Regions from separate parts of the Mus musculus genome. Here all the other regions are linked to region 2. A link is a loop called in an ENCODE intact Hi-C map of the cell type or tissue named here. Cell type or tissue: heart. All regions are shown on one strand.

The links. Hi-C counts contacts between places; a loop is a spot of excess contacts. Peaks named below come from ENCODE experiments on the same cell type or tissue, not always from the same donor. Only the 100,000 strongest peaks of a DNase experiment are listed, where the experiment ranks them.
Region 1: it touches region 2 in a loop (2.7-fold over the local background); 6 of 42 quality-filtered maps call a loop at or near these places.
Region 3: a loop joins it to region 2, with 2.2 times the contacts of the local background. A loop is called at or near these places in 3 of 42 quality-filtered maps.
Region 4: it touches region 2 in a loop (2.4-fold over the local background); 7 of 42 quality-filtered maps call a loop at or near these places.

What each region holds. Positions count from the first base shown.
Region 1 is chr3:96,725,249-96,733,248 of GRCm38, reverse strand. Polr3c (polymerase (RNA) III (DNA directed) polypeptide C) reads left to right here and starts at 5,810. Exons shown (of 15, transcript NM_028925.1): 1 at 5,810-5,900; 2 at 7,250-7,415. The coding sequence starts at 7,269. Rnf115 (ring finger protein 115) reads right to left here and starts at 5,638. Exons shown (of 9, transcript NM_026406.3): 1 at 5,339-5,638. The coding sequence starts at 5,440. In heart, a CTCF peak has its summit at 3,665; a DNase peak (open chromatin) is centred at 5,628; H3K4me3 peaks cover 2,960 bases; H3K27ac peaks cover 2,486 bases.
Region 2 is chr3:96,809,572-96,817,571 of GRCm38, reverse strand. It overlaps Cd160 (CD160 antigen), which reads left to right and starts at 3,051. Exons shown (of 5, transcript NM_018767.3): 1 at 3,051-3,102. In heart, a CTCF peak has its summit at 4,717 (motif pointing left); DNase peaks (open chromatin) are centred at 4,131, 4,711 and 6,171; H3K4me3 peaks cover 1,039 bases; H3K27ac peaks cover 1,204 bases; H3K27me3 peaks cover 2,115 bases.
Region 3 is chr3:96,884,471-96,892,470 of GRCm38, reverse strand. Gpr89 (G protein-coupled receptor 89) reads left to right here. Exons shown (of 14, transcript NM_026229.4): 6 at 1,548-1,668; 7 at 2,482-2,562. Among named protein-coding and RNA genes, the nearest start is that of Gpr89, 17 kb to the left of the region's middle. In heart, no CTCF peak of the experiment used is centred here; no DNase peak of the experiment used is centred here.
Region 4 is chr3:96,735,034-96,743,033 of GRCm38, reverse strand. All of the region lies in intron 1 of Rnf115 (ring finger protein 115), which reads right to left. Among named protein-coding and RNA genes, the nearest start is that of Rnf115, 11 kb to the right of the region's middle. In heart, CTCF peaks have their summits at 2,575 (motif pointing left) and 4,855 (motif pointing left); no DNase peak of the experiment used is centred here.

The DNA of each region.
Region 1 (8,000 bases), 84 kb after region 2:
TGGATGAGCCAGAGGTGAGCAACATCCCAGCAGACTTTAATTAGACTTGTCTTTCATCTGGATTTCCATGGAACACTTAAGAACCACATTAGTCTCATCAAAATGCAAAGCAGGCTACTCTGCTACATAATTATCACTCTGGAACTCCACCTTGAAAGAGCATAATTTAAAGAAGAATGGGGTACTGATAGTATGCGGGAGAAAGCACACCTTTACACCCCTTCAAACAGTCCTGCGTGGGGTTCTGTCCATCACTGTAGTGTAGTAACTCTATTAGTTTTGGCCCCATATTTGCCTCTCAATAAAATAGTGAGATAAATTAAAAGCTTCTGGAAATTTCCTTCAAATATTTCTTCTATCATCTGATGATTGATACACACACACACACACACACACACACACACACACACACACCACACACATAAAATGTCATTCTACCCTGTCAATCTGGAGCTGGGCAGTGGCACAAACCTTTAATCCCAGCAGTCAGGAAGCAGAGGCAGGCAGATCTCTGTGAGTTTGAGGACAGTCTGTTCTACATAGTAAGTTCCAGGACATCCAGAGCTACATAGTGAGACCCTTTCTCACAAAAGGAGAGAGACAGACAGACAGACATGAACTATGCAGGAGCAGCTCTACCATCCCAGCACTCTGGAGGCAGAGACAGGAGGATAAGGCCAGCCTGATCTACATATTAAGCTCCAAGACAGCCAGATCTACAGAGAGACCTTGTCTCAAAACAAAAATACCCACCCCCAATCCCAAGTATGCTACTTACCACTTTTTGCTAGAATTATTTTCATCATAAATATGAAAACTCATCTAGAAGAGCAATTCCTACATGATTCATTTAAGAGAGTCCTCTTTGAGGCATAAGGAGGTAATAGGGCTACTGAATATACTTTTCTTTTTAAATTCCCTTTAATGCTTTTTTCTCATTCCATGGTACCATATTTCTAAAGTAACCTTCTGTCCTCTTCTTGGGATCATACAAATTAAAGACAACCAGTTAAGAGAGGGGAGATGAGGAAGAGCAGTGAGAAATATTCATTCCCACCAAACGAAATGACCTCAGCTCACATGACTGACCACATAGCATTAGGGATACTTCATTCTCAGTCCAAAGTAATGAACCCTAAAGTTTGTTAGGTACATGTAGCCTCCAGAGAAAAATGATAAACAAAACCTAAGGGCAGTTTCAGGGATAGCTTTGGATAAGCTACTGCAGTTGCCTTTCAGTACTTAAAAATATATCAAGAAATAGGCGCAGTTGATGGAATGCTTGCCTGGCATGAATAGGCCCTGGGTACCACATAAACAAGGCGTAACAACAGCATATGCTTTATCTAACACCTATATCCTAGCATTTGTGAGATGGGGCAGGAGGACCAGAAATTCAAGGTCATACAGAATTTGAGGCTAGCTTGAGCTATGTCAGAATCAATCAATCTCTCTCTCTCTCTCTCTCTCTCTCTCTCTCTCTCTCTCTCTCTCTCTCCCCCTCCCTCTGACTCTCCCCCTCCCCTTCCCCTCTCCTTTCCTCTTCTCTCCCACTCTTCTCTCCAACATATAGGAAGGAAGGGAGGGAGGGAGGGAGAGGGGAGAAGGATGGAGGGACAGAGGGAGGTGGGGTGACAAACACACCCTAGATTGGGAAGGGAGAAGAAGGGAGAAGAAACAAGAGCTGTGACCCTTATAAGCTCTCAATTGTAGAATACTTGCTTAGCATGTCTGAGACCTAGAGTTCAATCCACAGGCCCACCCACCCCATAAAGCAAAGATAAGGCTAATGTAAGGTGGTGTCCAGTCAGTGCATTAGTAAGTGACGGTTCTGGACATCCAGCTATTACAAGGGTCAGTGTCCTCTCAGTATCCACTAGGGTTGTGAACTCAGTTAAGACAATGAGAAACTGTATCCATGATACATTGAGTCTGCTTATCCTCAAAGGACAGTCAGATTCCCCACACCATTCACCCGATTTAAGGAATTATGCATGCCTACTTAGTCTGGGTCCCTGCAATGAGATTCAAGTCTACAATAGAATTTATCTTTTTCAAACCCTCCCACGTGCCCTCTATAGATGTAACCCTATGAAGACCATGTCAGCAGGGTTTGAGTCAGTTCACCAATCACAGCAGGGTTTGAGTCAGTTCACCAATCACAGCAGGGTTTGAGTCAGTTCACCAATCACAGCAGTGTTTGAGTCAGTTCACCGATCACAGAGACAGACTTGTACTCAACTGACTTGTATTTTCTGATAAACGTTTCCAAGATAACTGCCTGAGACTACAGACTTAAAATGCCCACGAAACAAAATCAAAGCCACTAGCTCCCACATAAATCAAAACTAAATCTGGCCAGGCATAGTGCCACACACCTTTACCCTCAGCACCGGAGTAAGGCAGAGGCAAGAGGATCTCTGAGTTCAAGACCAGCCTGGGCTATATATTGAGTTTTTTAGGCCAACCAGGCTTATGCAGTAAAACTCTGTCTCAAAAAACAACAGCCAGACACAGTGGCATCCACCTTTAACCCCAGTACTTGGGAGGCAGAGGCAAGATTTTTCTGAGGGTTGGAGGCCAGCCCAGGCTACAGAGCTAGTTTCAGGACAGCCAAGGCTACCTAGAGACCCTGTCTCAGGAAAAGCAGTAAGTCTGACCTTATCACACCTTTTCCTGAAAACACAGAACAACACTGATTAGCTACTTACTGAGCACCACAGTGACTAAAAGTAACATAGACGTTAAAAACAGCTAAAGCAGCAGACTCAGTGAAAATCATGTGAGACAGGGCTGGCTCGCCAAGCCTCCCCCTCTGAGTTTGACCCCCACAAGATCCATGTGGTAGAAGGAGAGAACTAACATCCAAAAGCTGTCTTCTGGCCAGTGGCACTATGGTACACATTCATACACATAAACACACACAACAAACAAATGAAAATAAAAACTGAAAAGAGGAAGATAATATATGTTAAACTCAAATAGTTTGATTTAGCCATTCCATGATGTACTCATATCAAATATGATGTACTCCATAACTACAATTCCTCCTGGTCTTGCATATTCTCAAGCTAAATTATACCTATCCTTGAAAATTCAATCTAATTCCATCCACCTCATATGTCATAGGTCTCCAATAACACCGATTCAACCATGTCTTCCTTTCTGAAACTGAAACCATGTATTATCTGTCCTCATTTATTTTGCTGCAGTGACTTTGGATAGACTACACAGGGTAATTCCACTAACAGTCAGGTTGCTGGGGTTGGAGTGTAGGGGTGTTACCTGTAATTCCAGTAACAGGAGGCTCAGACAGGAGGTTCTTGAGTTCAAAACTAACCTGAACTATATAAGACAGTTTACTGATAGAGCTCTTACTTACCTAACAAGTACGAGGGCCTAGGTCAGCCCTCAAACCTACGTTGCAAGTGACACTGCATCCATTTTAGTTTATCTAAGTAGATTCTGCAAAGGCTGCACAAGGATGAAAATCACCTAACTGTATTTCTCAGAACTTGTCCCCATCCTTAAACAACGCATGATGATTGCTAATTTTTCCATGTTTGCCTTGTCTTTCAAAAAAAAAAAAAAAAAAAAAAAAAACCTAAAACTGCAGTCCTTAAGATCAAGACCACATCTGCTTTCACTCACCGCTAGGGCATCCTGTAGAGAACCCTGTCTTTTGCAGGCAGCCTTTGGTTATATTACACACTGATAAGCTTCAACTTACAAGTCAGGCTTAACAAGCAATGAGTCAGAGTTAAAAAAACAAACAAACCAGCAAAGATCATCCATTCGTCTAACTAAGTCTTATAAAAATACCTAAAAAGCCTTAACCAAATTATCCTTTTGAAGTGAAGATTTCAGGTAAGAAAAAGAAAAAGACATTTACATTATGTCTTCTCACTCTGAAAGGCAAATCCTTGAGTGCACACTTACAGATCCAAGGGCTAATGTTTTAAACAGGGCATCCATCACATTCAATAACATGTCACTGATCTTACACACACAGTGGCTCAATTCCAGACTCCCTCTCTAGAGTGTGAGTTCTAATATATGCTGGGGGAAAAAACTTTCCCAAGTTGAAATATGGCAGACAGCACATCAGCATAAAGCAAAGGCAGCAAATGAAACCAACCCACAGTAGATATAGCTAATTATGACACAGAAACTTAGTCGGCCTTCTCTTAAGAGTGTATTCAAAGCCAGGAATGGCGGTGCACACTTTTAATCCCAACCCTAGGAAGGCAGAAGCAGACAGACCTCTGTGAGCTCTAGGCCAGCCTGATCCGAATAAGCAAGTTCCAGGACAGCCAGGACAACATGGTGAGACTTTGGTGCAAAAAGCAAACAAAAAACAGAAAGACACCATGTATTCAAGATACTGTGATTATAAAATAAATTATGACATAGCCACTCGTTTTAAGAAATGTCGCCACCGAACAAGAAAAAGGCTTATTATAATTGGGGGCGCTGGCACTGGCTAGCATGCTGCAGAAACCTTTTCTTAAAGCATAGCCCTACCTCTCTATTGGCTGACAGCCTGGCAGAGCCAATTTTATATCAGAGAAAGCAGTCCCAACATTCTGTTCTTTTTTTGTTTTCCTGGGCAGAAAAAAAAAAAAAATGGAGGGGGTGGGCTAGGAAAGTGGAGCTAAAGACACTGGCAACGTGATATCCAAAATAAGTTGAGACAGTACGTCCTACCTTCTTCCCAAAGCCATTTCCTTCGATAGCAACAGGGAGCGCAGTCTGCAAGTCATTGGTACACTGCTATTTTCACTTTCACAAGAACCCAAAAACCACTGAAGAACAAAATCTCCCTCTTCCCTGTTACCTTCCAAACCTCCTCTTTCTGTACTTCAACAAAACCTACTAAGAAGTCCTCAGCAATATGCTATTTCGGCTCACTGAGGATGCAGAAGGGGGGAGGATCTGGTTGAGAAGTGGGAAGAAAAATAAAGAGTAGGTGAGCCGCAAAAACGGAAAGAGTACAGGGGATAGGTCATCGCGAAAAGACAAGGAAGGGGACTGAGAGCAAATTGGACGCAGATTTGCCCGAGAATTCACCGAGGAGACAAAAAAAGATGGGGGTGGTATTAAAGAGCGGAAGCGAAATGAGGGGCTGATTGGAGACGCCGCGGAAATGAGGGATAGGCAGGACCCTGGCCCTGATGCCCAGGGTTTGCGACCAGTGCCCGGAGACAGCGGGCAGCAGGTACCGAGAACACCGGTGTCAAGGGAATCACGGGTGTGCGGGCAGCCTAAGACCCGGTTTCCAGCCCTAGGAGCCAAGGACCTACGCGGCGCCGGAGCGCGGGACACACGGGGCTCTTACCGGTAGTTTGGGATTGACCTCGCCCTTACAAAAGTGGCAGAAGAAACGGTGTGCGGCGACAGCGGAGCCCGCGTCCGCCCCCGCCGCCGAGGCCTCCGCCATGTTTCGCCTCCGCCGAGGATGTCCGAAAGGGCGGCCGGCGGTCCCTCCCCAGGCCGCTACCTCCCGTGCTGCGGTCGCCACCGCCGTCGCCGCCTCCTCTGGGCGGCCCGCCGCTCCGAGGCCCGCAAGGGTCACGTGAGTCCGCCCGGCCCCGAGAGGCCCGCCCGCCAGCGGCCACGCGACCCGAGGCCCGCCTCCCGGCACCAAAGGCAGAGGAGAGCCCGCCCGCCGGCACCTCAGACAGCCCCTGGCCGGTCCTCCAGCCTCCCAACGAGAGGAGAGAAAGAGCGTCCCCGGAAACCACCGACACTGTCGGCTAGAGCGGCCCGTGCTCTGACCCTTCCGCGTCCGCCTGGATGGTGCTCTACTTCTAAGAAGGGGCGATGGGAAGCTCATGAGCTGAGGCTGCTGGCCTCGGGAGGACAACATTTGGAGCTTCTAAATTAGCCCCGACCCTGAGGTTAGTGAAAACGCTGCCGGAATGAGGAGGCCCTGACTCAGGGCCAAGAAACAAAGTCCGGAACAGAAACTTGCATGAAGGGAGAGGAGCCAGGAAATGCATTCAAGGATGGCAACTGGTCTAAGGATGTTTCTCCAAAGACGTGTGTGTGGCTAAGTGAAATAGTCTTCTCTGCGACACTGTGGCAAGAGGGACAAAAATTTAGGTTCGAGAGAGTTGGAGCTTGTGATAGGGAGGTAATTTCAAAATCAACTACACCCATTCCTGCTTGTGTCTCATGATGTAAAAATTTAATATGGTTCTCAATGGAACATAACTTCATCTCCTAATTGAAATACCCTAAGAAGCTCTTTTTTTACTTTATCTATCTAAGTCGTGGTTTATGGCTTGGGAATAAGTTGTACCCCACTGGGTCATGAGCCTTAGGTCTTTGTATCTGTGACAGAAAGTTATTCGCACTTTCCCTCCCCCTTTGCTTTTAAAGGTCTCACTCTGGACCAGATTTGCTTGGTATTTATTATGTAGCCCAGGCTGGCCTTCAGTTTATGACAGTCTTCTAGCTTTAGTGCTGGAAATACAGATGTTAGCCACCATACCGAGATGAATCCAGTCTTTAAAGATTATTGGAACCACAAACCACATATATTCCCATTAAAATAAATGGCATATATAGGGGAGGATGGCTTGCCTTTTTTTTTTTTTTTTTTTTAATTTTAATAGGATCTCATGTAGCCAACCTGGTTTTGAACTCAATATGTAACCATGAGCTCCTGACCCTCATACTTCCACCTCCTAAGTGCTGAAATTGTAGGCTTGCACCACCATACCTGGCTTTAGAAAACAAATTTGATGTCTAGTTTTCTAGTTCTTTGTTTTGGTGGGTGGTGGGTGTATTACCCACCAGAGTCTTGCTGTATAACACAGGCTGGCTTTGAACTCACTTTGTGCCCAGGTTGACCTGGAACTATTGATTCTTTGACTTTGGTCTCCTGTGTGCAAGAATTACAGGCAGTGTACACCATCATATCTGACCATTGCAATTACTAAATGACAACACATTAGGAATATTTTATGGTAGTTATATTGTATGAAGTCATTTTAAATGTTGGCATAGTATACTCTCTTAAGGTTATACTATAATTTATTGATAGATGCTAGATTATTTATGTCAATGCCAGTATTGTGAAGAGAACTCATGGCATGGTTTTTACTACATCCTTGGAACAAAGGATCTCAACTTATAAATATTAAGGCAAATATATGCCTTAATATATAGAGGGTTTGATTTATATTGTCAAGTTGCCCTCTAGAAAAAAAATATGTGAATTTATATTGTTGTTCTTTCCTAGTTCTGAGGCTCTAAGAACGATGACTCAAGCAGAGATTAAACTGTGTTCTTTGTTGCTGCAAGAGCATTTTGGTGAGATTGTAGAAAAAATTGGAGTCCACCTAGTCAGAACTGGAAGCCAGCCACTTAGAGTAATTGCCCACGACACAAAAGCATCCCTGGACCAGGTATGTTTAGATAAGAGAGTCTGTTCCTCTTCAACTTCTTCAATCATTTCCTTCAAGTACCTTTGGACAGGAGAACTCCTTCCCCTAGAAAGTATGAACAGAGACCGTCTGCCCTGTGGTCAGTACCACAGTGGGTGGGGTGGGGTGTGGTATTGTACTTAGGCCCCGTGTACTGCCGCTTGTGGTGTTCCTAGCTCATCTTGGCTGTTCCCATGCCACACTCATTTATTCACAGTAAGTCTACTGGTGGGGTATGGCCTTTAAGGAATACAGTGATAGAACAAAGTAAGCTGGGCTGCCCATCCTGGCCCAGAATGTAGCTCAGTTGGTAGAGTGACTACATTGTAGTGACAGTTTGAGGATTTTGGTTTCTTTAAAAATACAAAAATAGAGCCGGGCGTGGTGGCGCACGCCTTTAATCCCAGCACTCGGGAGGCAGAGGCAGGTGGATTTCCGAGTTCGAGGCCAGCCTGGTCTACAGAGTGAGTTCCAGGACAGCCAGGGCTGCACAGAGAAACCCTGTCTCAAAAAAACAAACAAACAAAAAATACAAAAATATTATAAGAATATTTTTTCATTTTAATC
Region 2 (8,000 bases):
GACTCCTGCAGGCTACTGTTAGCCCCATGGATCTGTGCCTTACATCAGAGAAGCTACTTTTTGCTATAGGCGGGGCTTAACACAGAGATTCACAGCTGGGCAGAGTGCAGAGAGTGAGAGACTTTGGAGCAGTCAGTCCTAAATGTGATGTCTTCATCAAACCCCTCTGCTCAGGACTCAGGGAGCTATGCAGAAGAGGAGGCAGAAAGGTTGTGAGAGCCAGAGGAGACAGATGACACCAAGAAAACAGTGTATTCCAGACACAATAAGAATGTGGCAGTGCACACAAGACCTGCACAGATTCAAGCAAGAGAAGGTCCCAGCACTGAGAGGGGGAGAGTGGACACAAGTCCCACCCCTAACAAGAACTATCTGCAGTTGATACCCACCAGCAAAGGGAAAATCAGTTTTCTCTAATGGAGTCTTACTGGGTACGTCAACCATCTTCAGGGCTGGCCCCATGCCCAGGAGAAGCTAGCCAACGCAAATCAGAGCCAGTGGCATTTTGGTTGACTTCTTTGCTTGGTTTGTTTGTTTGTTTTTTATCTTATTAGACTTTTGCTTGTTTAATTTTCATTCTGTGGGGGGTTTGTTTCTCATTCAGTTTGTTTTCTCATTCTTTCTTATTTTGATTGTTTTTTGAGAGAGAACAAAAAATATGCAGGTAGCGAGGTGGGGGAGAATCTAGGAGTGAGGAGGAAACATGATGATCAAAATATATTGTTTGAAGAAAAAATTTAATTAAAAAAAAAGAAAAACGGATGAGTAGTTTTTGGGGTCGCGAGCAATGCACCACTGGAGGGATTGAAGCAAAGATATGACAGGATAAGGAGTCAGTGATGGTGCACGCCATTAATCTCAGTTCTCAGGAGGGTGAGGCGGGTGGGTCTCTGTGAGTTCAAGGCCAGCCAAGGCTGCACACTGAGATCCTGTTTTTAAAATTGGGGGGGGGGGGAAGAGGGGGAGGAGGGAAGGAAGGAAGGAAACTGCAAGTATCATAACAATAGTGTTACCAAACTTAGGGTCACAGCTGCACCCTCAAGAAGCCAGTTAAAACAGCCAAATTAATAGTTAAATTTAAAAAAATACAGTTTTATTCAATGTGGCCACATTGGGATGAAGGACAAAGAGATCAAGTAAGCCTTTCAAGTCCATCTTTGGGGTCCTGAAGTGAGAGCTAGGTATTTTTGTTTGTTTGGTTGGTTTGGTTTTGGTTTTTCGAGACAGGGTTTCTCTGTATAGCCCTGGCTGTCCTGGAACTCACTAGGTTTTAAGGAGGGCTCAGAGACTGAAGCTCCATGGTTAAAAAGCACTTGCTTTCTTATAGAATCCCCAGGTAACTCCTGAAGATATATAACTCCAGTTTCAGGGAATCTTTATGCTTTCTTCTGGCCTGCAGTGGGCACCAGACACAAGCACAAACACAAGAACAAAAACTATACATATACACAAAATAAATAAACCTTTAGAAATATAATCTAAATAGAAGGCCAAAGATATGCACAGCTGAGCAGTCCCCATCAGGGTGTGGTTCTGTCCATCTTTGTCTGGGCTTTGCTCTCATCCCATCAAGAGACCTCACGGGTTTTTAGAGAATCTTGCTGAGGGACAAATCCCCACCTCAGGCCGCAGACTTTTCCTTCTCCCGGCAGAAGACTCTTGGGGACATTTCTACTTCTTTGACTCCATTCTCTCAATGGTCTGATAGTCAACTGAAGAAACAGCGTCTCATTTCTGGCAGACCCAGTACAGTAGGAGCTGCTGCAAACAGAAGAGCAGCAACTGCTTTGTCCACCCAAAGCTTTGAAGCTGCGATGGCTGAGCAGGGCCGCGTGTATGTGTCACGGGGCACAGTGAGGCAGACTGTCCTTTTGGTTAAGAAGTTGATTCGGTGAGTTTTTAATGCCTTGGACATACAAACAGGCAAAGACCAGCATAGTCTGGGGTGTGAGGAGAGTTTAGTCCTCAGCATCACGGATAGACAGAGAGCCTGGCAGGCCTCTAATGGAAGCTCAGGCCGGGGAGGCAGAGTGAGTCTCTTTTTCTATGAGTCTCAGTGGAGGAAGATTCCATAGCATGAGCCTGTGGTCGGGCTAGAGAAGGAAATTCCAGGGAAGGGATGTGTAACTCCCAGGTTGTGGAAGACGTGTGGGGGAGGGCTACTCTAATTGAAGTGTACCCATTATACAGGTGAGTGGGTGCGTTAGCATGATGTCAGGGAGTGTGTTTGCTGACTCACAGATAGGGTCTTCTGTAAGGTGACTGTCTCCCTGTAGCAGCAGGGAGCCCAGAATCAACATTATAACAGATGGGTTGTGCTCTGAACATCGCATCCTCTGGGTAAAGGCTACAACCAGCTCTCAGAGACATGCTCTTGGTGGCTGTGAGACTTCAGGCGAGTGTGGGCTGATTAGCCATAGGAATGAATCTAACACCAGGCCAACTATGATGTCTTGTTGTTGTTGTTATTGTTGTTGTTGTGAGGCAGAGTCTCTAGCCTAGACTGGCCTTAAACTTCTGATCTTCCTCCAGTCCTAGGGCTACAGGTCTGGTCTATTTTTAGTGCCCCCCAAATAGCCATTCCTTGCCCACCATAGTTTCAGACTGACATCTTAAGACTAAAAGATAAAAGCCTTTTTGGGATGAATTAACTTAACAAAGCCCTACTTCAAATCAAAAGGTATTCACGGAAAAGATGCAGCACCTTTATCCCCGAGAGCATGTCTTCTGGTCATTCTGTTACCAGTGTCCTCCTTCTCACGCCTTCATTTCCAAAGGTAAAGAAATCTATTTTAAGGAGTCATTTTTTCTCAGTCTTCTTTGAACCTTAGTGCATTTCAAAAGAGAGAGAGAAGTCAGGGGGTGTGATGGAGCAACAGGAGAGAGTAAAAACTACAGGGGCGGGGGAAAGAAAGACAGGAAGACCCCCTCGCTGCTAAAAACCCATTCTGTGGTTTTTCAAAGATCAATGGTGAAAGGCCGAGCTGTGACGGAAGTGGGGAGATAGGGTTTTTAACAAGAGCAAAAGGCCCCGTGTGGGAACCCAGAACACACTCAGCGTGAGCCCCCAGCTTGAGAGCAAGGAAGAACATCTGTCCTGAGGTAAAGAGGCCTGCTGGGAACCTGGGCTCTGGGAGGAGAGATGGAATGCTTAGCAGAACTGTTCACACAGGGCAAGCTCTCAGTTAAGCCAGTGAGAAGCTTGCTTCTCAAAGGCAAAACTAAGGCAGAAGCTGGTGGCACACGCCTTTAATCCCAGCACTCAGGAAGCAGAGGCAAGTGGAGTTTGAGGCTAGCCTGCTCTACAGAGGGAGTTCCAGGACAGCCAGGGCTACACAGCAGAGAAACCCCTGGATGGTGGGGGCTGGGGGGGGGGAGATCTAGAAGGGGGGGCATAGAGACAGACAGAGAGAGACTACTCATGTCAGATGGTTGGTATGCTCATCCTTCTCATGGGCTTCAGGTCCTTGGCTGGTTCAGACACGCCTTAAATGGCAGAGGGCCACACCACATTCCTAAGAGGGAAGTCTCAAAGTCTCAGAGAGCACTTTAGAGTTAAGCCTGGGCAGCTTAGCTCACACATGCTGTGCTGAGTCCTACAGGCTGCTCTCTTTAGTTCTGTGTTCGTGAGAAGACAGTAGGTGAGAGTCATCCCTTTTCATAAATATCAAGGAGATAAAGATCACTGCAAGAAAGCAACCAAAGGTTGCCAAGCCTGCGCTAAAGCCCTCAGGCCCAGCCTGGGCTGTGAACTACCTTCATGGAGCGTCTCTGAAGGGTGTTCATGTCCCAGAGGTCACACACTGGAGACGACAGAGCAAGGGCAGCCTTTAGCCACGGCATGATTTGGGCAGAGGAAGCCAGCCAATTCATTCCTGGGTTTATAAGAAATGGACAATTCTCCCTAAGTTCAGTCCCGGCCACTTCCTTGGGGGAGGGGGGGGGGAACACACCTTCTGCCTGTGAATCAGAGGTGGTTGTTAACCAAGGGGATGTGTGACCCTCTGCAAGTTCAGCTCGCAAATGGGATTTGTGAATCTGGGGATAAAACGCATCTCCGCCTGTGTCAGTCTCGACTAGGGAGCGGCCAATTGCTTCCACGGTAGACTCTGCCACTGGTAGAAAGCATGGGTTATCGTCAAAGCTGCCGGCAGCTGTCATAGCTGTCGCCACTTCATTAAACTAGACAGGGGTTGTTCCTGCAGAGAACACCCACGTGGAGGCTCAAAACCTCTAGAACTCCAGTTCCAGGGGATCCGATGCCCTCTTCTGGTCTCCACAGGCACCAGGCACACAAGTGATCACAGACATGCATGCAGGCAAAACAGCCCTACCCGCAAAATAAAATATTGAAATTTAAAAGGAGAAATTCTGATAGATATAGGATGGACACTAGATCCTAAAGATAGATATTCTTCTCTTGTATATTCTGTAACTCTGTCTTTATAGAATTTGTTTCCTTGCTTATCCTATACCTTTTGCTTTAGTGATTTTAGGCTCTTTTTTTTTTTTTTTAATTTCATATGTTATGAATGTTTTGCCTATACACACACGCACCACACGTTAGCCTGGTGTTCATACTGACCATGGTTAAGCCAGCAAGAAGGCTTAGGACAGTGGTGGGTGCTCTCAAACTGGAGTCACAGACCCTGGTAAGACACCGCGGGCGCCGGCACTCAACCCTAGCTTCTAAAGAGACAGCGCCCTCTAGCGGATAGAACTCCGGGCACTGCCCGTCTGCTACACATAAGGTGCTTGCTCCTGGCATCAAGGTGATTTCTGCCAAGAGAGTCCTTATCCCAGTAGTCCCCCGGGCCTGAATTTCTCCCTTTCTAACCCTCTGTAACCTGCATCCTCAATTCTGTTCTTTAGTGTCTGAGAGAAGAGAGGTGGCTGTAAGAGGAACCAAAGGGTTCCTCCAAACGGTTAGGAGTCTGGCTTCTCCACCCACTCTCTGCAACTTTAAGCGAGTCACGCGACTTCTCCGAGAGGTCTGCACAGAACACGTGATTAATGATGCTCAGAGTTTTATAAGAACTAAATACAACCATGGGTGTGGATGTGAACTGCAGCCAGCTGTGCAGCCAGAATAATGATAACGACTAGCATTTTATTGAGCAGCTGTGCTACGCCAAGCGCACACTATCTAAGCTGCCATATTAACCCCCTACCATCATTTTATCCATCAATAAACTTGTTTTCATAGAGATTAAGAAACTTTTCCAACATTGGACAACTAGTAATTAACAAGGCAGGTTTCAAATCTAACCTGACTCTTGAGCAGCGGTTCTCAACCTCCCTAATGCTGCGACCCTTTAAATACAGTTCCTCATGTTGCGGTGAGCCCAATCAATAGATTTGGGGGACAGAGTTCGAGACAGGGTTTCTCTGTATAGCCCTGGCTGTCCTGGAACTCACTTTGTAGACCAGGCTGGCCTCAAACTCAGAAATCTGCCTGCCTCTGCCTCCCGAGTGCTGGAATTAAAGGCATGCACCACCACACCCCGCTCTCATTAGATTATTTTGTTGCTACTTCAAAACTGTAATTTTGTAAGGGTTATGAATTGTAATGTAAATATCTGATACGCAGAATATCTGAGATGACTGTGGGTCGCGACCCGCAGGTTAAGAACTGGTGCTCTAAGAGGAGGTTTTTCAGGCACACAAACTCTTGTTTTGATGACCTGTCTGTCCCCATGTACCTGACATGTGCTAGTCACCTGTTTTCACTTTTCAAGGGTTTTACCTCGGATCTGCCACAGAAGCCTAAAAAATGTGATGGTGCCCCAGAAACTAGTTTTTAAGATGTACCTTGATTGTTTTTGACAGCTAATTGTACTAAAACAGAATTTGGACTTCCGATACCAAGTGTCTGATACTTGCCCTCTTGACTAAACACACTATCAAGTTTTACATTTTTGAGTTTGCTTAGAATATGTGTGTTGCAGTGGTTTGACAGAAAGACTTCTTCAAATGTTGAAGCTTAGGTCTGTGACATATACCAACAGCGTCTATTAAGTACTTGGTCCCCAGTTCACGTGCTGCTGTAGGAGGTTTCAGAAGCTTGAGATATGGGGAGCCTACGAGCCTCTTCTGGCCTAGTTCTCTGTGTCCTGCTTGCTGCCATGTGACTAAGCCTGAGCTACAAGCTTCCTCTATCTCAGAGCCACCCTCCCAAGCCTTCCCTGCCAGAATAGACTGACTCCCTCTGAAGCCATAGCCAAGACCTTTCCTCCCTGAAGTTGCTCCAGGAAGCTACTGTGTCACACCAGTGAACAAGTGACCACAAACCCTGAGTACACCTATTCAAGAAGTTATGGACTAGATGTATTTAAATATACATTTATAAATATATAATTTAAAATGTATATAATTTATATATAAACCTACAGAAGGTTCTTAAAAGCATAGAGTGTATGTGTACAAACTCAGACGGCATAGGCTCTGCATACCTTGGCCATATGGTACCACTTACACAGCTGTACAGCATGTTACCATATTAAATACTGCAGGCAACTGTAACACAACAGCAAGTATTTATGTATCTAGCTACAGCGTGCAGTAAAAAGGTGCTTATTTTATATGTATAACCTACACATGTGCCCTTTTTTGACATGCTAACTTATGCTAGTCACAATTTAAGCCCTTATAAAACTAACACAGTTCAGGTTTTGAATAAATAATAGAGGTGATTTGGCTCATGCTTCGTATGGAAAAGTCCAAGTGTGTGGCACTAGCATTTGCCACATCGTAGAACCGTGGGAAGTTTTCATGATAATTCATACTGTGCATCACTAATGGTGCTGCTGCATGAAGAGATGCATCACTAGATGATTTCATGGCTGCACAATCATAGAATATAGGCATAGAAACCCAAATGGCATAGCCTGTGCCTACCGTGGCCACATGGTACAATCTTTTGCTCCCTGGCACAGCTTTTTACTATGCAGAATACTTCGGGCAACAGTAACACAGCAGTAAGCAGTTATGAATGTAGACAGTCTATGGTCCAACCGTAGAAATGGAACACCTGGATAAAGCACTTCATGTGGCGGAGCCTGCGGGACTGGGAATCTCTTCCGATGACTGAGTGAATGGGGAATGGAAAGAGGCTGGGGAATGGCTGAGCTCTGCTGAACTCTGCACAGCAGCCACTCCACCTACACTGTGCTCCAAATCCGGGCTGGATCTTCAGCAACGCCCCCCCCCCCCCAAAAAAAAACCTTACTTCACTCACTATAACATTTTTACTTAACAGCCTTCTTAATTTTTAAATTTAGTTTAAAACATAAACTTGCCAGTTTGGAGGGCCATCCCTGTAATCACAGTTGGGTAAACTGAGGTAAAAGGCAAACAGGTTTTCTGAGTCAGAGTTTTTCAGTGTAGTGCTGGGTGTCTCAGAACTCACTCTGTAGACCAGGCCGGCCTCTGCCTCCAGAGCACTGGGATTCGTGTGTGCTACCAGTGAGGACCTGTACACACTCTTCTGTAAGCTTGTCCTCTTTTTCCAAGCTTGCTAAGGTCTGCAAAGGCTTTGGACCCCTTCCCTTGGGTTTTCTTGGAGTTCTGATATTTTCTTCTCCTTTGCCCTATTTTTCTCTTTCCTTTTTCCCCCATTTTCCTTTCCTCTGTTTTTTTTCCTCTTATCCCTCCAGTCACTCATTTCTGTCCCCATTTCATTAAAATCTCTTGGTACCACTGATACACAGGCAGCCTCTCACTGACTGAAATGTTGGTATAAGGCACATGCCTGAGTAATATCCTCTTCTATGAATGGATCAAATGTATCAAATCGGTGTCCTGTTGTTTTGTTTCTTTTGTTTGAATGCTTTTTAAAGTGTGGACATAATTTTGCATAACAGAGACTAGAATATAAAAATATAAATAACAGTAATATAAATATTAGGAGAGAATAAGCTCAGCCTGAGGGAAACCTTATGGAAACAAAATCGGAAACTAAGCAACTTTTTTAAATTAAAACTTCATCGTAAAGACTTTGC
Region 3 (8,000 bases), 75 kb before region 2:
GCTGCCACTGTTCTCTCCCAGAGCGGGCTTCCCTGACAGGCCCTATCCTTTTTCTCCTCTGACACTCCTGGGTGGGTGTGCAGATGCCTAGGTGGTCATGTGGAGGTCAGAGGACATCTTGTAAGGTCAGTTCTCTGCCTCTACCATGTGGATCCCAGGGATGAAGCTTAGCCTGTTAGGCCTGGCAGCCAGTGCTCTTACTTACTGCACAGAGCCTCTGCCTGGCTGCCCATGGCAGCCACTGCTCGCAGTTCACATGGGCATGTCAGTCAGTGAAACTTACTGAGTTTCAAGAGTTGTAGTTGTAGTTTCAAGAAAATCTGGGAATAAAAGAGCTCTGTGCTTCCCAGATCCTGTAGTACAGGGGGAAAGCTAAAAAAAGATGGGAATGAACTGAGTGACCCATCGTCTGCAGTCTGCCTCACCTTCCAACACCTTCCACATGGTAGCTTGGATTTGGGGAGGAAAGCTCTTTCATATGGGTCAGAGGAAACATGTAGTTTTTAAAAGCACATAGCCATTCTGTGAGATGGCTCAGTGGGCACAGGCATCTGCTGCCCAGCCTGATGAGCTGAGTTCCCCTCTGGGATCCTCACGGTGGAAGGAGAACACTGTCTCCTACATGTTGTCCTCTAAGCACATGTGCGCTGTGATATGAACACATGCAGGCAAAGAAGTAAATTAATAAAGCATTGTCTTAGTCAGGGCTTGTATTCCTGCATAAAACACCATGACTAAGAAGCAAGTTGGGGAGGAAAGGGTTTATTCGGCTTATACTTCCACACTGCTGTTCATCACCAAAGGAAGTTAGGAGTGGAACTCAGGCACGTCAGGGAGCAGGAGCTGATGCAGAGGCCATGGAGGGATGTTCTTTACTGGCTTGCTTCCCCTGGCTTGCTCAGCCTGCTCTCTTATAGAACCCAAGACTACCAGCCCTGGGATGACACTGTCCACAGTGGGCCCTCCCCACTTGATCAGTAATTGAGAAAAGGCCTTACAGCTAGATCTCATGGAGGCATTTCCTCAAAAGAGGCTCCTTTCTCTGTGATAACTCCAGCTTATATCAAGTTGGCACACCAAACCAGCTAGTACAAGTATTAAAAACAATTTTAAAGAAAGCATATGTATCATAATTAATTTACTTAAAATGAAATAGCAGTATCTGTTTCAGCATTTCATATAATAAACAAAGGCAAAGATCAGCAGCCTGCCAATATTTAAAAATAAGCTTGTTGGCTGGTGAGATGGTGGTTAAAAGCACTTGGTGTTCTTGCAGAGGACCTAGGCAGGTTCCCAGCACTCGTGTGATGGTTCACAACCATCTGTAACTCCAGTTCCAGGGAATTCACGCTCTCTTCTGACCTCCACAGGTACCAGCACACATGTAGGCAGAATGCTCATACACATAACAAATAAACATAAAACAAACGTTGTAATGGGCTTGTATAAGATACCGGTTGATGTTGTAAGCAGTGTTTGCTTCCGTGACACAGATGGAAGCCGCTCTGTGTGTAGTGCCCAGTATTAACGTGCATCGGTGTTTTCAGGGATCTTGTCCATAGAGCAGCTCATCAGCCGGGTAGGCGTAATCGGGGTGACGCTCATGGCTCTGCTTTCCGGATTTGGTGCTGTCAACTGTCCGTACACATACATGTCCTACTTCCTCAGGTAACACATACTTTATCTCCTTCCTTTTTCACTGTTACTGAATATGTACCCTTAGTTGATTTTAATTTAGATTCTCTTATCTTAACCCCCTGAACACTGGGATTACAGGCATGTGCCACCACATCTGGCTCATTTATTTTCTAAGTGGCGAATTTTATGTCCCTTTGCATACACTCTTTAAATACATCTTTCCAGTGGACAACAGTGTGAGCTTCTCCCAACTACAGGAAATTAGTTCCTCCTTGACATCAAATAGTAGGAGACCATGCCAACTTAAGCATCTTTTTTAATTTTTACGCCTATGAGTGTTTGTCTATGTATGTATGTGCATTGTGTGTATGCCTGGTACCCACAAAAACATCAGATGCTCTAGAACTGGAGTTGGAGACATCTGTGAGCCACTTCCAGGTACTGGGAAGCCAGGTCCTCTCCAGCAGTGGCCAGTACTCTTAACCCCAAGCCTTCTCTCTAGCCCAGTGGTTCTCCACTTTCCTGACAGCTCCTCATCTTGTGGTGAGGAGCTTCAACCATTAAATTATTTTCATTGCTACTTCATAACTGTAACTTTGCCATTGTTTTAAATAGTAGTGTAAACATATTTGGAGATAGACAATTGCCTGAGGGTCACGACCCACAGATTGAATATATGATCTAGCCAATAAGCATTTATTTCAAATGTGTCTAGGTCAAAGCTAAGGAAGGCTGAGCACAGGGCACCCACTGCCGCACTAGGACAACAGAAAAATAGCTCTACGGAGTTTATGATGCCCAAGCATGGGATCCCAGACATCACTCATTTCTTGCTCATTGCAGGAACGTGACTGACACAGATATTCTTGCCCTGGAACGGCGACTGCTGCAGACCATGGACATGATCATAAGCAAAAAGAAAAGGTGAGGCTGGCACCCTGTGTCCCTGTAAAGAGCTGGTGGGACGCTTTCTTACTTGTTGTATGTAGGGTACTGAACCACGAAGCTCTACTCTCACCTCAGAGGAAGAAAATTCTTAAGTTCTACCCTCTGAATTTCAGCACTTCTCTTTAAATTGTTGGAATAATGTTTACTATTTGGAGGTTATGTACATATTTAACGTCACTGTGCAGAGGACAAGGCTATCATCCTTTACTCTAAGACTGTTCCAACTTCTTTTTCTCCAGCTACCTAAGCTCCTTTAAGTCTTCTAGACGGTGTTTTCCTCTCTACCCAGATAGACAGGGCAGTGACAGAGCAAAGAGAGGATTCCATCCAAGTTCAGCTTGGTGATCCTGTGACTTTCGTGAGATTACTCATAGGATCATGTGAGTGACCCGGGCAGTTACATCACTGAAAGCCCACAGTGTGGGTGACACCTCTTGCAGGCTCTAGTACTGGAGCCCCAACCCTGCAGCTTTGAGGCAGCTCTGTACTGAAGAACATCCATGGAGATGGATGCTCTCTCTCTCTCTCCCTCCCTCCCTCCCTCCCCGTCTCCCTCCCTCTCTCCTTCCTCCAACAGTTGCTCAGCACTTCTGTAAACTGTATATAGGAGGGACTTCTTTGAGTCTTAAATCTCCTGAATTTCATAAACTCCTTGAGACTCTTCTACAATGAAATGTTTCAGTCAAAAAAAAAAGTGCAATGTAAAAGTCATCCAAAAGGTATTTTTAATCTATATTTTCAAAGTGGCATTTTTATAGAATCTGTGTCACAGTAAGCCTACAAAGCCATCTGACATCACATTATTTGTATTAGAATCTTTGTCTACACCCTACAATGCATCCTTGAACTAGGCATTGTGTCTTTGTGCCTCTGTTTCCTTATGTGTAAAAAAATGAAATAAGCCACGTGGGTTGGCACATGGCTGTAAGCTTGTACTTGTGAGGCACGGGCAGGGGGATCAGGAGTTCAGAGCCTGCCTAGGGTACATGGTACATGTTAGTGACCTGGCTACATGGAAGGAGCCTGTCACATGACAAAAGGGAACTGTTAATGCATTGAGACCCGTGCAGCCGCTAAGAACAGCGAGTGATACCTAGCAAAGACAAGTACTGACATTATCAATAATCTGTGATAATAACTTAGTTTCCATAAGCCCATTTGCCTTTAACTTTATGAAATAGTCTCTGCTCAATATTATAACACATGTTCATGAAGCTTATTGTCTGCTGTCTTCATCAAAGTTATTATCCACATATGAGTGGTAGTAGTTTTGACTTGAGTGGTTTCACATTTCATATTTTCTCCTCCAACACGCTTGTATAGTTTGCTCCATAATCAAGTCAGAGCAGCCTTAATGGAAGAGACATCATAGACACAGAATAACAATGAAGGCTCCAAGTTACTGAGCAGTATTTGTCTCAGTTTGTACGTGTCTGTACTAAGTGTGAAAGGTGAACATGTGGCTGAACAGTTATTTACATGTCTGTACTAAATGTGAAAGGTGGACATGTGGCTGTACATTTATTTTGCTTGCAAATATGTTACTTATATTCTGTACTTTCTATAGAAATGTAAGGTTTTTAAAAAATAAAAAGACTGGGGGCTGGAGAGATGGCTCAGTGGTTAAGAGCACTGACTGCTCTTCCAGAGGTCCTGAGTTCAATTCCCAGCAACCACATGGTGGCTCACAACCATCTGTAATGGGATCTGATGCCCTCTTCTGGTGTGTCTGAAGACAGCTACAGTGTGCTCACATACATTAAATAAATAAATAAATAAATAAATAAATAAATAAATATTTAAAAAAAAAATAAAAATATTCAATAGTGATACACACACACATACACGTGTGTGTGTGTGTGTGTGAGAGAGAGAGAGAGAGAGAGAATTATATTATTTTTGTCCCCAAGGTTGTTCTTGCTTTTGTGATATTTCTTCTATAAATGAAAAGACACACCTGACATTTGAGGTAGAATCAGACCTGAGGCTGTTGTAGATGGACCCTCTTGCCCATCTTATACTAGCTATGGTTAGGAATTGGCTCTGACTCAGGCACATCACCCACCAGTTCTTGTCTGTCAGAATCAAGGGTGGTTGGGTCCCTCTGCGAGTCACTTGACTAGCTAGGCTCTCAGAGGAATTGGTCTCCCAGCTGGACTTGATCAGCACGGCCTCTTCTAGTGGGGCTAACGGGACATACAAACAGCTCACACACGGAGCCCTCCCAGTTAGCACAGGGTAGAATAACCTTTTGGCAAGTGTCCATAGCTGGGAGGAGTGGTGACCAGAACCCATTTTAGATTTCAGCACAGTGGCCTGCAAGAACAGTATCTGTTGTGGACAGGATGGGCAGGGTGGAATATACACGGAACCTGGGAGGAAAAGGCTTAACTTCTACCTCCAGTCAGGTGCAGTTAAGCGGTCCTTTAAACTGATCCAGATGGGGACAATGCATTCTGAGTGAAATTTAAGAACCAGCCCTCGAGCTTCCAATCAGCCATGGAGGAAAATTGGGGGGCTGTCAGTGAGAGTTGAGCAATTGCTTCTGCAGAGGATCTTAAAGATGAGCATTTGGAGTCACTGGAAAATGAGCAGAAGCAGGTAAAAATATATATATATGAAGTAACTGCTAGAAGTTTCTGGATTGTCATAAGTTGTTCCATGGCGTTCAGATTAGCAGAATACCTGGGAATCAAGGGTGAGGTGTTGAAATCCCAGGATGCTAGAGGGCCAAGATCCACAATTTAAATGTCAGTTCCAAGCAGATCTCACCTCGCCACACAGCAGAATGTACACACAGAAGCACCAAAGAGCCCGAGATGCTTGTTAAGACTGATTGGCACATGCTGCTTGGGTTTCCAGGTTCCCTCTGCCTTTGAGTGACTGCCCCAGGTTGTGCATGCTGGCCACACACTTGTGACAGGAGCTGTCAGAAGGTAGAACTCAGGAGTGGTGCAGGGATCAGAAGTTTAGGAGAGCTCCCATAAGGAGAGTAACGCCAGCGAGTGAGTCCTGAAGTGTGGCTACAGAATCAGGTGATGATGTCCTTATTTAAGCACTGATTTCATGGAGGCTCTAGGAGGCCTTAGGGCAGCCAGCTAAAGGAGCTCAGAGGTGGACCTGTGCAGAGGTGGCTGCTGCAGGTGAGCTGGGCATCTTGTAGGGAGACTGTACAGTACTCTGAGAAGAGGATTCCACAGTCACACATACCTGTCCACCCAAACCCTAACTTGGCTGTGAAACAATGAAGCTGAGCATTTCAGCATACAAATCAGGCAATAGAAAGTAACTCCAACCACCAGATGGTGGCAATGAACACCTATAATCCCAGCCCTTAGGAGGCAGGGGCAGGTATCTGATCTCTGAGTTCAAGGTCAGCCTGTTCTACAAAGTGAGTTTCCAGGACAGTCAAGGCTACATAGAGAAGCCTTGTCTCAGAAAACTAAAAAAGAAAAAAAGAAAGAAACTAACTCCAAATGGGTCCAGATGACAAAACTTTAGCCAGTGCAGCACTGGAGAGAGTGGACCCTGTACCTCACCTGGGCAGCGCAGTAGAGCTGACACTGGTAGTAGTGGGGTCAGGGAAGGGGGTGTGAGCTGTTCCCAAGGGCATGAGAGTAGGAGAGTTGGCCCTGCCCCTTGCCAGCTGTGGCATTGGGTGAGCTAGCCGGAACAGTGCTGGAGATCTTGCCCTGGTGGTATGGGTGCAGGTTGACTAGCTCAGCTACCACCCAGGTCCAGATCCAGGGCTCTCAGCTGGCCCACCCCAACCTCTGCCCCATCTATGAACTGCTGGAGCATGTGAAGGGCCAATCCTGCAGATCCAAAGCTGCAGAATCTCAGTGACACAGGGCAACAGTAGGATATCTCAGAAGAGTCCTGGTGAAGATCCAGTATTGATAGTGTAGCAGTTGCAAGAGGCCTCTAACCAGACCAGTAACTCATTACAGTGAATATTTGCAAGTAAAGAAGTGTGGACAAAAGGGTGTACTGTGGGACACACTGTGACACACCACCGCTCCCACAATGAGATTTTTTTTCCTTTTGGGAGGGAGGTTGCAAGGGCAGAGGGCAGGTACAGAGAGCTGGGGAGATGAGTAGGATTGGGGTACATGATATGAAATTCACAAAGAATAAAAAGTTAAATAGAAAAGAGCAAAAGGAAAAAATAAACTTTAGCCAGATTAGGTTCCTCCTGAGACAATGCCGGAACCCCATGGCCAGACTATAGTTATGTCCTTTACCTTGACGATGCTGGTTTGAGTAGATCCATGCATATTTCTTCAAAGGCATAGTCTATCCAGGGCCGTTGCTCTCAGTGCTGTGAATTCCTGGGTAGTTTTCATCCAGGTTTCTGGCTCTTCAGCTGATTCCCAGGCAATAGAAAGGATTCACATGGAACTAGCTCTGAGAAGTCTTGTCCAGACCAGCCCTGTCCTGAGAAGATTCAAACCTCAGATGGTTCCATCCTGGCCTTGAGCGGGGCTGAAAAAGTAGATCTCTGACTGAAACCTCCTCAGAGCTGCTCAGCCTACTCACCCCTCCACAGACTTTTACACAGTGTTTGCCATCTAGTGTATCCTGAAATGTTTATGACATACCAGCCAGATATCTGCCCCATGCTAGGTACCAGTTCTGTGTTCTATAGAACTGGCCTTCTACTAGGCCAGGCAAACTTTAAAAAGTTCCGTGGAAAAGGGTATTTTACTAAATGATCCTGAAATGGTAAATCCATAGACTTTTCCTCCTCCAAAAATAATAATAAAAAAAAACAATTATAAGTGTCATGTAGAAAGATGAATTCAAAACAGACCTTGAACTTAGATATAAAGGGTAAAACTACAGAACCTTTAGGGAAAGAATCTTTGAGATCTAGAGCTAGGCAAAAAATAGAATCCCCAAAATACAGTTCAGACAACAAAATATGAATACACTGGACGTCATCAAAATTAAGACTTGTTTGCAGAGGAGTGTGTAAAGAATGAGGAAAGACAAGCTGTAGAAAAGGAGGGAGTGTTTGAGAAGAGATTGCTAAATAGACCTGGAAAAAGGAAAAACTTCCAAAACTCACATGAAAATAACAGTACAATCAGAATGTATGTGGGGAGGGGGATTGGAAGGCATTGGGATTATGGAAACACAGGGGTTCATACAGATGGAAATTGTATGTCAACAGTATCGACCACCATAAGGTTACTGTACAGTCGGGATGCCTCAAAATCAGTGACGGGCGAGGAAGGGATGCTGGAGACAGGGCTCAACAGCTACAAGCACGTGTTGTGATTGCATAGGGCCTGTGCTTACTTCCTGTCACTCATGTCAGACAGCACATAACCCCTGTACTTCAGCTCCAAGGAATCTGACACCCTCTTCTGGACCCCACAGACACCTACGTGCACACACACACACAGCCT
Region 4 (8,000 bases), 75 kb after region 2:
TTTCAGTTTTGACACTCCAAGAATAGTAACATTCACAATGTTCATTTTATTTCTCCATTCCATGTCATGACTGAACACTGACATCAGGACCCCAAACAAGACGGTATAATCAACTAACTTCCTTTACCTCACTGTGAAGAAAGAGAAAAGCAGGTCACGGGATAAAGTATTACTGGACTCAAGCCTGGTTGGATGGACAATAAGCCAAACTTTCTTTAAAAAATTAAAAAGCTAAATGGTAAGAATTAATCAGAGAAGAAAAACAAGCAAACAACAACAAAACAGGGTGGTACTCATCTCCAGCACATGAGGTTAAAGGGGCAGGCCTGAGAATAAAAAGGTGGAAAGCAAAGCAGAAGAGCTGACTTCACATCCCAAGCATCCACTTCAGAGAGAGAGAGAGGGGGGGGGGGGAGGGGGGAGGAGAGGAGAGGAGAGGAAAAGGAGAGGAGAGAACAGGGGAGGGGAGGGAAGGGGAGGGAAAGAGAGAGGAAGGGAGGGGAGGGGAAGGGAAGGGAAGGGAGGGGAAGGGAAGGGAAGGGAGGGGAGGGGAGGGGAAGGGAAGGGAGGGGAGGGGAGGAGAGGAGAGGGGAAGGGAAGGAAGGGGAAGGGAAGGAAGGAGAAGGGAAGGGAAGGGAAGGGAAGGGAAGGGAAGGGAAGGGAAGGAAGAGGAGAGGCAAGGAAAGGCAAGGCAAGGCAAGGAAAGGAAAGGAGCTGGACACAACTGTGTGCCTATAATCTTAGTGCTGGGAAGACAGAGACAGGATAGGAGGATTCTTGGAGCTGGCCTCTATTGGTATGAACACACACACACCTAGAAAAAGTTAACTTCAGGGCTAGAGTTAAGAACACTAACTGCTTTAGAGGTCCTGAGTTTAATTTTAAGCAACCACATGGTGGCTCACAACCATCTGTAATGGATCTGATGCCCTCCCTCTTCTGGTGTGTCTCATGAGATCTACAGTGTAAATAAATAAATACATTTTTAATTTTAAAAAAGAAAGAAAAAGAAGAAGAAAGAAAAAGAAAAGTTAACCTTATATAACACAACACAGTCAGAATTTAAACTTATTATTAATGTGAGTGAGCACATGTGCCATAGTGTCCACGGGAAGGTCAGAGGACAACTTTGTGAAGTCAGCCTCTCCATCCACCTTTACCCAGTGTGATGGCTATTCTGGTTGTTAATTTGACTATATCTGGAATGAACTACAATCCAGAAATGGAAGGCACACCTGTGATCCAGATCTTGAGGCCGGAAGACTCAGGCTTCTGACCTGGATCTTGGCATAGAGATCTTGAGGCATAGTGGCCATAAAAAGCTTAGGCCCAGGCAAGGTAGTACATGCCCTTAATCCCAGGAGACTAAGGCAAGCAGATCTCTGAATTCAAGGACAGCCCGGGACAAAACAAGTTCCAGATCCAGGCACGGTAATACACACCTTTCATCTAGGCCACACCTTCTGCTGGAAGCCTACATGAGGACACTGGAAGATGGAAGACTCTCACTCGTTCACCTGCTTTCATTTACTTGCCATTGCCAGCACATCTGTGGGAAGCTACCTCTTCAGGATTCCAGCTTCTACAGAAGACCAGCTGAAACAACTAGCCTCATGGGACTGAGCATACTAGATTCTTAGACTTCCATTCACAGCTGCCCATTGTTGGGTTAGTTGAACTACAAACTGTTAAGTCATTACAATAAATTCCCTTAATATATAGAGACATTTCATAAATTCTGTGACTCTAGAGAACCCCCATTAATATACACAGGTTTCCCAGGAACAAATCAAGTTGTTGGGTTGGCACAGTGCGTGCCATGGAGCCACCTCACCACCCACAAGAGTTAATTACAATGTTTTTGCTTAACACAAGTTAAAGTAACAACTCAGTAATAGAGAATATGGTAACCAATACAAAAGAATAAATATCCCATGTTTTTTAAACTCCTGATTGTCCTGCCTCTACTTTCTGAGTATAGAGGTTACTGGTGTGCTACAATACTCAGCTAAAACATATGTTCCATAGTAGTTCAAAGACAGATTTTAACCAGTTTAGCTAAAAAGAAACTTTTTTCAAAACTGATAACATTTATTCACTCAGCAAAATATACTGCAAACCCTGTTTCCTAAGCACCGTTCAGAAAGAAAAATAGGAATTAAAAGTCACTGAAATCATCTATTAAGAATACAGCTGTGCCGGGTGGTAGTGACGCATGCCTTTAATCCCAGCACCTGGGGGGCAGAGACAGGCAGAATTCTGCGTTCGAGGCCAGCCTGGTCTACAGAGTGAGTTCCAGGACAGCCAGGGCTATACAGAGAGACCCTGTCTCGAAAAACCAAAAAGAAAGAAAGAAAGAAGGAAGGAAGGAAGGAAGGAAGGAAGGAAGGAAGGAAGGAAGGAAGGAAGGAAGGAAGGAAGAAAGAAAGAAAGAAAGAAAGAAAGAGAGAAAGAAAGAAACCAACTAGCTTATCAGGCTGGAAAGATGCTTCAGGGGTTAAGAGCACTAGCTGCTGAGTTTAATTCCCAGCAACCACATGGTGACTCACACCCATCTATAGTGGGGTCTAATGCCCTCTTCTGACATGTGGGTGTATGTGCAGATAGAGCACTCATTCATAAGAGAAAGAAAAGAAAGAAAGAAAGAAAGAAAGAAAGAAAGAAAGAAAGAAAGAGAAAGAGAGAGAAAGGAAGAAAGACTAAAACAAAGAGAACAAAAAGAATACATCCTATCATTAAGATAGAGGAGACAGTGAAATGGGTAAAATGGAAGTATAGAGGGAGAATACTGGGGGTGGAAAGGCTCAAAGATGAAGAAGGATAGGGAATGAAGACATGAGGAAATGAGGGAAGGTAGGGTGTGTGTAAAAGCTATGTGGAAACCTACACTCTTGCAACCAAATGAAAAATACAATCAGAAGGGGCAGTGGAATCAGTAATATGAAGGAACAGGGAGAATATTCCAGGTTAAAAACTGCATGGAGTTGAGGGTAGGAGATGTGAGTAAGCAGGAGAAGCATATGGGTTAGCCAAGACAAAGAGGTCTATGGAAACCCAATAGCTTGTAAGCTAATTTTTAAAATATAATAGAGACTAGAGATATGGCAGTTGGGAAGAACCTATAGGTGTTGTTTATACCCACAGAGTTGTGCTGCTCTCGAATGTCAGCTTCTTCCATCCAAGGCTCAGAGAACAAGGAGGAAGAGTGAGCAGATGAGAGAGAACATGGGAAGGGGAAAGCTGAGAAATGCTGTCTTCTACATATAACATCAACAACACACCAACTCTAACAATATGCCTACTTCATAGCAGCTGTGATTGTGTACAAAACCAGTACAAGACCAAGCCAGTCAAAATTCCATCTTGGGGGCTGGAGCGATGGCTCAGTGGTTAAGAGCACACACTGCTCTTACAGAGGATATGGGTTTGGCTCCCAGCACCTACCTGGTGGCTTATCACCCTCTATAATTCCAGTTCCAGAGGATCTAACACTCTCTTCTGACCTCTACACAGGCATGCAGACAAAATACTCATACACATTTAAAATTTATATATTAAACATATATATCTTTTTTTTTTTTTAATTCCAGCATAGACTAGGGAAGAACTCCTGAGGTCCAACTCTGAGGTGGGGAACCACTGGCAATTGACAGCAGCTGAGGAGAAAGTCACTTTTTTTTGAGGATGTGGCTGCTAGTAGGTTGCCCATGCCCCAGTGAATGGCCCACACTAATGACCATATGGTCAACACTAACTGCACTACCACTAAAAATAATAAAAGAAAACATGAAGTTAGAGGGAGATCAGATGAAAGGGTCCTGGAGGAAGTAGGAGGGAAGTAGTAGTTGGTGGATAAAATCAAAATGCATTATACATGAGGACTGGAAAGATGGCTCAGCAGTTAAGAACACTGGCTGCTCTTCCAGAGGAGCCATGTTCAATTTCCAGCATCAACACAGCAGCTAATAACTATTTGTAACTCCAGTTCCAGGAGATCCAATGCCTTCTTTTGGCCTCCCTGGACACCAGGCACACAAGCAATGCATATACATATATGCAGGCAAGATACCCCCACACATGCAACCACAGCACTTGGAAGACAGAGGCAGACGGCCCTCTGTGAGTTGAAAGCCAGCCTGTACTTCACAGAGTGAGTTTCAGGACAGCCAGGACTACACAGAGAAAGTCTATCTCAGAAAAAAATTTAAAAAATTTTAATAACAAAAACAAATATGCCCAAAACACATGTTATATACATATGACATTTTTCAGAGTAAATTTTACTCTTTAAAGGTATGGTAGCACAGTCTTTAATCCCAGCACTTGGGAGGCTACATGCAGATCTTTGTGAGTTTAAGGACAGCATGGTCTTCATAACAAGTTAAGGACAGCCAGAACTACTTAATGAGACACTGTCTCAAAACAAACAAAAAATATGTTCTATAAAAGCACACTTTTAAATATACTATAGAAGTTAGGGAAGTAAAAGCACACAAAATGAACTTTTCTGAATATCCCCATTTTAGGTACTTTACCACAAAATAAGAATTGAACCATGTTTCTGAACAGCCTAAGCTATCAAAAGTAAGGAATCTGAAACTACTCAAAGCAGGACTGGTTATCATTTCACTGTGTAGGTGCATATCAAAGCATTATGGTGGTAAACACCTAGAATTCTAGTTCTAGGCAACAATGATTCCCGCTAGTCTGAGATCAGCCTGCCCTACATCAAGGAGCTGGAGAGAGAGCTCAGCAGTTAAGAACACTGGCTGCTCTTCCAGAAACCCTCAGCTTGGATTCCTAGTGAACCCATCTGTAACTCCAGTCCCAAGGGATCAGATGCCTTCTTCTGGCAGTCATGGGTACTTCATGCACATGGTTCACAGACATTCCTAACTCAGGTTCCAGAGGATCTGATGCCTTCTTCTGACCTCTGCAAGCACCAATCACACACATGGCACACATACATATGCACTACACTCACACACATAAACTAAATAAATTTAAATAGAAAAACAAAGGGTATAATACACACACAATAAGTAAGTAAATGTAATTTTAAAATCTTTTCAAAAAAAAAAAACTTTTGAGCTACCAACAAATTAAGAAAAGAATTATATAAATCTTTTGGCCTTTAACCTCAACTTACATATTGGAAACTCTAAGAATAATCTGAAATATTTCTACTTTGATAAGGGTCCTTCCTTCCTTCCTTTTTAAAGCTCTTTCCTTACAGTGTCCATGTACTTCCTTTCAATTAAGATTACGCAGCTCCATTCCTAAGACAGACCTACTTCTCTCTGGGCACTAGGCAGGTACAGAGCATTGTCAAATACTTTCAAAATCTGTTGTGACTGCTGCTAGTCCTAAATTCTCTAAGTTTATATTGTAAGCACTCTTCCTTATGTTTGGTTTCCTGAAAATAACAAGAACACTAATGACAGGACACTCTGACTCACTAATTAGTCATTCTTACACTCTCTTTAAGTTGCCTTGAGCAAAGCACTGTCAGTCAAACAGTACTACAACTGATGATTGGGTCAAAACAAAAGCATCAGTGACTGATTAGTGTGGGAGGAAAGGTGGACTGCCAAACAAACAGTGTGACAATGAAAACACCATCTCCTAGCCTACAGACTATAGACAACAGGGGCTCAGGTTCACTCAGAGTCTGCTAAGAACCTTCCTGTGCTACCTCCTCTAGTATTCCAATGTAAGGCCTAAAAACGAGTTCTACTGCATGGACAAGCTCAGCTGGAAACAGAAATGCAGCAGGGGCAAGCAGCCATGGACAAAGCCAATCCATGGGTACACTGAGAGTTGCACAGTACTTGGCAGCTGCACCAACACAATCATGGCACTGGGCCTGAAGTGCAACTTGTACCTGGGTGCTGTCTGTACTTCCAGGTTGACCTTAACCTTAAACCTCTCAGCTCCAAGCAGCTTCTGATCCCCAATCCTGGGTTCCTGTACAGTCTGCTTAAATAGGACCAATACCTGGTTTCTGAGCACACTGAGTCTGGCTTTCCAGTACAAAACACCCACAACCATTTAATAGCTGAAGAAACAGCAGAGACAGAGGCCCTGGCAAAGAAGCACCTGCCTAAAGAGATCTCAGAACCACTGGCTGCACCCACAGACCTGCATTCACATTGTGCTGCCCATGGGATTCTGTTGGGGATCTCATTCAATTACAAGATCCTGCCTTGGTAGGAGGGGATACCTGCACCTATGCAATCTTGGCTGCACACAGTACCAGTTCCTAGACAATTCTCTATATGTACCCAGGACTGCCCTTCATGCATCCTGGCTGTCTACCTGTTGGTTCCTAACAGTGGCAACAGTTTAAGAGGAGCCAAGGTAGAAGGAAGGGAAGTGGAAACAGAGACCACAGGAGAGCAGGAAGCTGGTAATGGTTATTAAGGAAGCAGAGAGAAAACCTGCAGGTGTCAGTCACCATAAAGTTCCAGAGAGCTGTGAAGTCTCCAAGGCCAATCTCAGATATCTGAGTTCTATAACAATGGCCTTCTGAAAAGAGCCAAGGATTCCAATACCCAAGCTGGCATTCAGACCTGTAACATTGGGGTGCCACTTGCCAATGCTTCTGCCTGACTACTACTGAAACTTGCTGCTATCTATAAGACACTCTGTAAATAAAGAAGCTGCTGGCCCTGCCTGCCTCCCATTATCTCTTTCCAGGTGGAGGAAAGACCCCCTCAGCAGCTGACTCCAGCTTCTAACCGGTATCTCTAAATTCACTTTCTATCACAAGAAGAATCAGTGTTAAAAGGAAGACTGATAATCAATTCACCCTTTCAATGAGGAGTTTAAAGAACTAAAAACTCAAGAATACCATCTCCTGTGCATCTGAAATGTTTGGAGAATTGTGAGAGACAAAAGAACACAATACTAACATAAATGACAAGAAAAAGTTACTAGTGCTCTATTTTTCCTTTTGTTTTCAAACTGAATTCCCAAATGTTTTACTAAATTACTCACACTTACTAAATTTCCAACCAACAAAAAATTGGGGGGCTGGTGAGATGGCTCAGTGGGTAAGAGCACCCGACTGCTCTTCCGAAGGTCCGAAGTTCAAATCCCAGCAACCACATGGTGGCTCACAACCACCCGTAATGAGATCTGATGCCCTCTTCTGGTGCGTCTGAAGACAGCTACAGTGTACTTACATATAATAAATAAATAAATAAATCTTTAAAAAAAAAAAAAAAAAAAAAAAATTGGATACTTTTAGGTTACAGTGTGTAATCTTAGGTGAGTAATTTAATACCTCTGGTCTCACTAAGCTCAGAGAGAAAAGGAACCTAACAGATCTGCTCTCATGTAATGGCAGCCACCAGCCACCCAACTCCAGTCCCTGTCCTAAAAATCATTTCCCATGAGGGCTCTGGCAAAAATTATACTGTCTCAATTATTTTACTGAAAATTCTCTTCAGGATCTCAGGTCAGAAATAAAAACCTACCCTGGGGAAAAAAAAAAAAAAAAAAAACCTTAAGTGCCACCCGTACACACAGACAATGCCCACGGATTCATCCTTTTGTTCATTATCAGGGTTTCTCACAGCCTCAGCACTCTTGACATTTGGGCCTACAGCAGGTTTAGGAGCAGCTCTGTCTGCTACTTACCAAATGACAGCTGGAGTCCTCCCTCTTCCCCCAGCTATAAAAGCAAAACTGTCTACAGAGATTACTAAATGTTCCCTGAGGAGCTAAACAGCCCCACTCAAACTCCACTGATATAGTTCTCCTTCATTTCTTGGAACTAAGCTAAAAAACAATGAAATACACACTTATTATTAAATCCTTAATAATTTAACAATACGAAGAAGAAGAAGAAGAAGAAGAAGAAGAAGAAGAAGAAGAAGAAGAAGAGGAAGAGGAAGAGGAAGAGGAGGAAGAGGGGGGGGAGGGGGAGGGGGAGGGGGGAGGAGGAGGAAGAGGAGGAAGAGGAGGGAGAGGGAGAGGGGGGGAGAGGGGGAGGG